3 separate regions of the Homo sapiens genome follow, and all the other regions are linked to region 3. A link is an interaction called in ENCODE POLR2A ChIA-PET data of the cell type or tissue named here. Cell type or tissue: PC-9. All regions are shown on one strand.

The links. ChIA-PET counts read pairs that join two places held together with the same protein. Peaks named below come from ENCODE experiments on the same cell type or tissue, not always from the same donor. Only the 100,000 strongest peaks of a DNase experiment are listed, where the experiment ranks them.
Region 1: POLR2A ChIA-PET joins it to region 3 with 8 read pairs; 1 of 35 experiments calls an interaction of 5 or more read pairs at or near these places.
Region 2: POLR2A ChIA-PET joins it to region 3 with 8 read pairs; 3 of 35 experiments call an interaction of 5 or more read pairs at or near these places.

What each region holds. Positions count from the first base shown.
Region 1 is chr2:201,606,813-201,609,312 of GRCh38, forward strand. The region is part of intron 1 of CATSPERT (catsper channel auxiliary subunit tau); the gene reads right to left. Among named protein-coding and RNA genes, the nearest start is that of CATSPERT, 11 kb to the right of the region's middle. In PC-9, no CTCF peak of the experiment used is centred here; a DNase peak (open chromatin) is centred at 1,359.
Region 2 is chr2:202,387,499-202,389,998 of GRCh38, forward strand. The region is part of intron 1 of BMPR2 (bone morphogenetic protein receptor type 2); the gene reads left to right. Among named protein-coding and RNA genes, the nearest start is that of BMPR2, 12 kb to the left of the region's middle. In PC-9, no CTCF peak of the experiment used is centred here; no DNase peak of the experiment used is centred here.
Region 3 is chr2:202,237,504-202,240,003 of GRCh38, forward strand. It overlaps SUMO1 (small ubiquitin like modifier 1), which reads right to left and starts at 1,094. Exons shown (of 5, transcript NM_003352.8): 1 at 937-1,094. The coding sequence starts at 948. It also overlaps the pseudogene STMP1P1. RefSeq lists a silencer at 559-748. In PC-9, no CTCF peak of the experiment used is centred here; a DNase peak (open chromatin) is centred at 1,098; H3K4me3 peaks cover 1,773 bases; H3K27ac peaks cover 1,048 bases.

The sequences.
Region 1 (2,500 bases), 630 kb before region 3:
CCCTTCAACCCGGAAGGTGGAGATTGCAGTGAGCCAAGATCGCGCCACCGCACTCCAGCTTGGGCGATAGAGTAAGACTCTGTCTCAAAAAAAAAAAAAAAAAGACTTATGGAGAGCAGTTAATATATTTAACTGCAGAGTTAAGATTAAAGTAAAGATTCAAATGTTACTACTACAGAAACCACCAAACAACTATAATAAATAGTAAGGGAGAAAGAAAGGAACAAAGTACACACAAAACAAGAAATTAATTAATAAAATGATGAGAATAAGCCCCCACCTATCAATAATAACCTTGAATGTGAATGAATTAAGCTCTCCACTTCAAAGATATACACTGGCTAAATGGATCAAAAAAACATGACCCGATCTTTCGGATTTGGGTAAAAGAAGCCAGACCTACTGAGTTTACATTTTGCTTCTGCCCTCTCTGGCTGTGTTACCCTGGGCAAGTTACTTAACCTCTCTAACCCAGAGATGCTGCATGCAATTTGCTGAATCATAACAGAACCTATTTTATGGGGCTCTTGTGAGACTTAAGGAAATTAATATAAATAGGTCAGACATGGTGGCTGACACCTGTAATCACAGCAATTTGGGAGGTCAAAGCAGGAGGACTGCTTGAGCCTAGGAGTTCGAGACCAGCCTGGGAAACCTAGTGATACCGGCCCCCATCTCTACAAAAGATAAAAGTAAATTAGCCTGGTGTGATGGCACATGCCTGTGGGCTGAGGTAGGATCATTGCTTGAGCCCAGGAGTTCAAGGCTGTAGTGAGCTATGATTTTGCCACAGCACTCCAGCCTGGGGGACACACACACACACAAGACTCTGTCCACACACACACAAAATTAATATAAAGAAAGCAACTAATATACAGTACCTGGTATATGGTAATCAATACTTAAGAGTTTACTCTAGTTAAAAACCGAATTGCCTTTCCCAAAAATGCATACGTTGCAATCCTCACTCCTTGTGCCTCAGAATGTCATTGTATTTGGAGATAGGATTTTAAAAGAGGTAATTAGATTAAAATGAGGTCATCAGGGTGGACCCTAATCCCATATGCTGAGAAGAGAGGTCTCAGAAGAAACCAACTCTACCACCTTAATTTTGGACTTCCAAGCCCCAAAACTGTGAGAAAATAAATGTCTGAGGTTTAAAATACCCAGTCTGTGGAGCTTTGTCATGTAGCTCTAGCAACAAATGCTGCTTGCATTATGGGACAGCAATGCTAGATTTTACATATGGTAAGCATTCCTTCTATAAGCATTTATTAGCACCTACTACCTGCTGGCTGAGCTGGGACTCATATAGGGTAATTGCCTCCAGCATAATTTTTTTGGGTCATGGGGCAGACAGGGTCTTGCTTTGTCACCCAGGATGGAATGCAGTGGTACAATCATAGCTCGTTGTAGCCTCAAACTCCTGGGCTCAAGTGATCCTCTCACCTTGGCCTCTCAAAGTACTAGGATTAGAGGCATGAGCCATCATACCCAGCCTCAGGCACAAAACTTAACTGAATGCCAAAAAACTCAGTCACCATGATAATAATGTGTATACACTTTTTTTTAAAATTTTGGTAGAGGGGAAGGGGCATGGAGCTCTCATGCTCTCTCTGGGCATGTGACCCTCGAGGAATATTTTAATGCATGTTTTTAAAAAAATCAAAATGCTTTCCCCACTTCTCACTACTGCACTTCACCAATACTACAAAGAAAATACGCTGGACACAGTGGCTTATGCCTATAATCCCAGCACTTTGGGAGGCCAAGGTGGGCAAATCATTTGAGCCCAGGAGTTCCAGACCAGCCTGGGCTACGTGGCAAAACCACGTCTCTACAAAATATATAAAAATTAGCCAGGCATGGTGGCGAGTTCCTACAGTCCTAGCTACTCAGGAGGCTGAGTTGGGAGGATCACCTGAGCCCAGGAGGTTGAGGCTGCAGTGAACAGTGATTATGCCACTACACTCCAGCCTCTGTGACAGAGTAAGATCCTGTCTCAAAAAAAAAAAAAGAAAGAAACAAACAAAGAAAGAAAGAAAAAAGAAAAGAGAAAGAAAGAAAAATGCAAAAAAGTTGATTAAAAAAAAAAACATGACCCAACTATATGCTGCCTATAAGAAACTCATCTCATCTGTAAAGGCACATACAGAATGAAAGTAAAGGGATAGAAAAAAATATTCCAAGAATAGCTATGCCAGGAGCAGAAGTAGCTATGGTTATATCAGATAAAATAGACTTAAAGTAAAAAACAGTAAAGAGACAATTTAAAAAAAGGTCATTAGGTCATTATATAATGATAAATGTGTCAAATCAGCAAGAGGATATAACAATTCTAAATATATTATGTACCCAACACCAGAGTACTCAGATATATAAATAGTATTACATCCAAAGGGAAGGATAGACTCCAATACAATAATATCTGGGGACTTTAACACACTACTCTCAGCATTAGACAGATCATCTAGACAGAAAACTAACAGAGAAACATGGG
Region 2 (2,500 bases), 150 kb after region 3:
GGTATAAAATACTTGGAATCTTTTAGGCATCTGAAAATCTTACTGGTATTTTGATCATGCCAGAATAATTGTCCAGATTGAACTATGTCTTAGATATAGTCTCTTCTTTTGCTGTAAATGACAGCAAATATCTTAGGTTTTGTTTTATGTGTAGCATTCAAATGTCAGTGGATAATAAAAAAATTCATTGAAGATTCAAAGCTTCAGTTTTGGAAAAGAACACCAGTTAGATTAGAAGAGTGATGATGACATATTTAGTTGAGGTTACATTTTTAATGTTTCCATGTGTTCTTAGTGATTAAAACCCCATGGGGCCAGTCTAGTGTGAAGAAAAACTTTTATTTAGTTACTTCACAAACGACTGTATTGTAGTGATAAGAAAGGCAAGATTAAAAACAGTCAAATGATATGAAGAGATGAATTTATTCATGTTACTTATTCAAACAGAGTTTTATGTGGGATATAACTTTTCTGAGATACTTAATCGTTTTTTCCTTTGGCTAAACCAATGTGTTAGCTTGATGAAACGTTATCAAGAATGCTAATCTATAAATTCAGTTTAGTCTTTCACACCAACTTGTTCCATTTGTACAGCTGTTTCTTAAGAATCATTGTTTGGCTGTCACGGTGGCTCATGTCTGTAATCCCAGCACTTTGGGAGGCCGAGGTGGGTGGATTAACTGAGATCAGGAGTTTGAGAACAGCCTGGCCAACGTGATGAAACCCTGTCTCTACTGAAAATACAAAAATTAGCTGGGTGTGGTGGTGCATGCCTGTAGTCCCAGCTACTTGGGAGGCTGAGGTAGGACAATCGCTTGAACCCGGGAGATGGAGGTTGCAGTGAGCCGAGATTGTGTCACTGCACTCTAGCCTGGGTGACAGAGCGAGACTCCATCTCAAAAAAAAAAAAAAAAAAAAAAAACATTGTTTGTCCATATACTTAGGTTTGTAAGAAATTGAGTTATTCTGATTCCTTGCTAAGGCCTTCTTTTAAAAGCAAGATACGCCGGGTGCAGTGGCTCACACCTTTAATCCCAGCACTTTGGGAGGCCGAAGCGGGCAGATCACGAGGTCAGGATATCGAGACTAGCCTGGCTAACACGGTGAAACCCCGTCTCTACAACAAAATACAAAAAAGAATTAGTTGGGCATGGTGGTGGGTGCCTGTAGTCCCAGCTACTCAGGAGGCTGAGGCAGAAGAATCCCTTGAACCTGAGAGGTGGAGGTTGCAGTGAGCCGAGATTGCGCCACTGCACTCCAGCCTGGGCGACACAGTGAGATTCAGTCTCAAAAAAAAAAAAAAAGCAAGATTTTAGTCTTAGGTTTTTACTGTGTTCTACTCTAAGCATCTAATAGGCTTTATATTTCACATTACCCTTTTAATGAAAATAGATTAAATTCAGTAACTGACATTCTTTAATAGATTAAATTCTAGTTATTTGCAATTAAAAGTGTGGGCTGGGTGCAGTGGCTCGCGCCTGTAATCTTTGGGAGGCTGAGGCAGGAGGATTGCTTGAGGCCTAGAGTTCGAGACCAGCCTGGGCAATATAATGAGAACCCTGTCTCTACAAACAATTTTTAAAAATCAGCTGAGTGTGAGTCTGTAGTACCAGCTACTTGGGAGGCTGAGGTGGGAGGCTCACTGAAGCCCAGGAATTGGAGACTGCAATGAGCTGTGATCATGCCACTGCACTTCAGCTTGGGTGACAGGTTGAGACCCTGTCTCTTAAATTTAAAAAACAAAAAAGGCTGGGTGTGGTGGCTCAGGGCTGTAATCCCAGCACTTTGGGAGGCCAGGGCGGGCAGATCATGAGGTCAGGAGATTGAGACCATCCTGGCTAACATGGTGAAACCCCGTCTCTACTAAAAATACAAAAAATTAGCTTGGCGTGGTGGCATGCGCTTGTAGTCCCAGCTACTCGGGAGGCTGAGGCAGGAGAATCGCTTGAACCCGAGAGGCAGAGTTTGCAGTGAGACGAGATTGCGCCACTGCCCTCCAGCCTGGGCGACAGAGTAAGATTCCATCTCAAAAAAAAAAAAAAAAAAAGACTTGTTTTTGCTTTTGATTTTATCATTTCTTTTAAAAAACTTTTTGTTATTTAAGATTCTAAAATTATACAAAGTCATTGTAAAAGGGTTTTATAAATTTATTTTTTTTTTTTTGAGACTGAGTTTTGCTCTTGTCCAGGCTGGAGTGCCATGGCTCGATCTTGGCTCACCGCAACCTCCGCCTCCTGGGTTCAAGTGATTCTCCTGCCTCAGCCTCCCGAGTAGCTGGGATTACAGTCATGTGCCACCACGTCCGGCTAATTTTGTGTTTTTAGTAGAGATGGGTTTTTCCATGTTGGTCAGGCTGGTCTCGAACTCCTGACCTCAGGTGATCCGCCCGCCTCAGCCTCCCAAAGTGCTGGGATTACAGGCGTGAGCCACTGCACCTGGCCCATTAAAAAGGGTTTTTAAACGATGATGATGGTGAAGTGTAGAAATGATAATGAAGTAT
Region 3 (2,500 bases):
AAGAAAAGGGGAAATCGATCACTCCTGATTAAGTGCAAATCCCAAGTAAATTATTGATACTAACAGTGAGCTGGAGCACTTTGCCTTACCAGGCAACTTTCTGCAAATATTCTGCAACGACTCTACATACACAAAGTTTTCCTATGCTTTTCCTCAAAAATATGAGACTTCCTCAGGTTAATGCCCAGGTGAGATGCTTTTTGTTGCTCTAGCAGTTTAGTTCTATTTTCTTTCTTGGTTATTATGAATGCTCTCTTACAACTGGAGAGCTAGGATGAACCAATCCCGAGTAAGAAACGGGAAAGTACAGTAAAGAGGCGACAGCTCTGCACCCCCACACGGAAAAAGACTCAGAGGAGAGCAGCGGCATCCTTGCCCTAGCTCCAATCCGAACGGAGGCAGGATTCCCAACAACATCGGACGTCTCCCTCCCTCGCCGCCCCACGCCCTCCCGACGAAGAAGCAAAAAGTGGAGAGTCCAGCCGCTTCTCAGGGCCACGGAGCCTCCCAGTCAGGGATTCTCTCCCGTTACATAACTAAGGCCTAGGGCCCTGCTTCTGCGATTAGTCCTCTGGAAGGAGACGGACGGGTTCTCCAGAGACCCTCCCAGGGAGGTGGAAGCGGGGCTCTGCACCTAGTCGACCCGGGAGAAAGAAGTGGGACGACATGAGGGAGGCCGCCACCAAAGGCGGTGGGGTACGGGGGTGATGAGCGAGCCCGGAGAGGGGCGGGCGGCTCCGGGAGCCCCGCAGCAGGCCCCGGCACCTCCGGCCGTAGTCGGCTCCTCTCCCTCGCCTGCCTAGTCCCCACCGGCCGCCCCCTCCCCCATTCCGCGCTCCCCTCCCCCGCGCCTCCATCCCCGACCCCAGCCTAGCGGCAGGCAGACCTGCAGGGAAGGCCCTGGCCACCGCCGTTGGATGGCTCCCAGCCCGGTACCTGGTCAGACATGATGACGGTGGCTTCACCCGGGGGTCTCCGCACAGCAGCGGCCTCGGGTAAGCAGAACCTCGCTCCGGGGTTTACAAATCCTTCTCCCTTCCCCACAGCACAACACCGCGGCTGCAGTAACTTCCGCTACGCCTCGCGTCACTTCCGCTTCGCGCAGGGAGGAGGGAGAGAGAGAAGAGAGGAAAGACAAGGCGGGAAATGGGTGGGGGAGCAGCCAAGGGGAGGGGCAGGCTGTGGAGCTGCTTTGCCGGTGGTCGCGCGGGTGAACGGCAGTTTTGTCAGCTCCTTCAAGGACCAGGTCCTGCGCATCAGTACTAGGGCCATCCCCCAGGAGCAAAGGTCCTGGCTCCATGTCTCAATGTTTGGAGCCACTCTCACAACCTAGATTGCTCTCTCCGTTACACCTTGCGCGTCTCTGACGACTGAGCCGAGATACTTCTTTTGTCTCCTCCCAGCCTTGCTCATCAACCCCCAACCCCCAAATATGTTTATTTGAATGCCAGTACTTCTAGCTCTAGAACCAACATTTTCGGTTAACCAGCACCCTTGCCAAACACATGACCGTGATTTAAAACAACAAGAAAGCAACGACCCAACACAATCTTGACGGCTACTGATGCTAAAGACCGCTGCTGAAAGTTCTAAATGGGGAGTGAGTAATTCCAACCCTTGAATTGGTTGCTTTGAGTTAAGGTTAAAGAATGATTCTTCTTGGCAGGGCGCTGTGGCTCACGCCTATAATCCCAGCACTTTGGGAGGCCGAGGCGGGCGGATCACCTGAGATCAGGAGTTCGAGACCAGCCTGGCCAACACGGTGAAACCACGTCTCTACTAAAAATAACAAAAATTAGCCGGGCGTGGTGGCTGGCGCCTATAATCCCAGCTACTAGGGAGGCTGAGGCTGGAGAATCGCTTGAACCCGGGAGGCGGAGGTTGCAGTGAGCCGAGATCCGCGCCATTGCACTGCAGCCTGGGCGACAAGAGTGAAACTCCCTCTCAAAAAAAAAAAGGTGGCGGGGGGGGCGATTCCGCTCCCCTCGCATGGGGAAGCAGGCTCTGACCGGCCTGCAGAGCTGCAGCAGCCCTTTGCGCCCTCCTCGCCCTCCCCACCAACATCATGCTCCAATTCCTGCTTGGATTTACATTGGGCAACGTGGTTGGAATGTATCTGGCTCAGAACTATGACATACCAAACCTGGCTAAAAAACTTGAAGAAATTAAAAAGGACTTGGATGCCAAGAAGAAACCCCCTACTTCATGAGAATGCCTCCAGCACTGCCTTCGGGATATACTGATTCTACTGCTCTTGAGGGCCTCCTTTACCATCTGAACCAAAAGCTTTTGTTTTCATCTCCAGCCTCTGGGCTCCTCTTTGCTAGACCCTGTGTTTTTGGCTTTAGAGCAAGCAAAATGGGGCCTCAATTTGAGAACTACCCTACATTTCCAACATACTCACCTCTTCCCATATTCCCTTTCCAACTGCATGGGAGGTTCTAAGACGAATTGTGGTGCTAGATTAGTAAACATGACTTTTAATGGAAAAAAAAAAAAG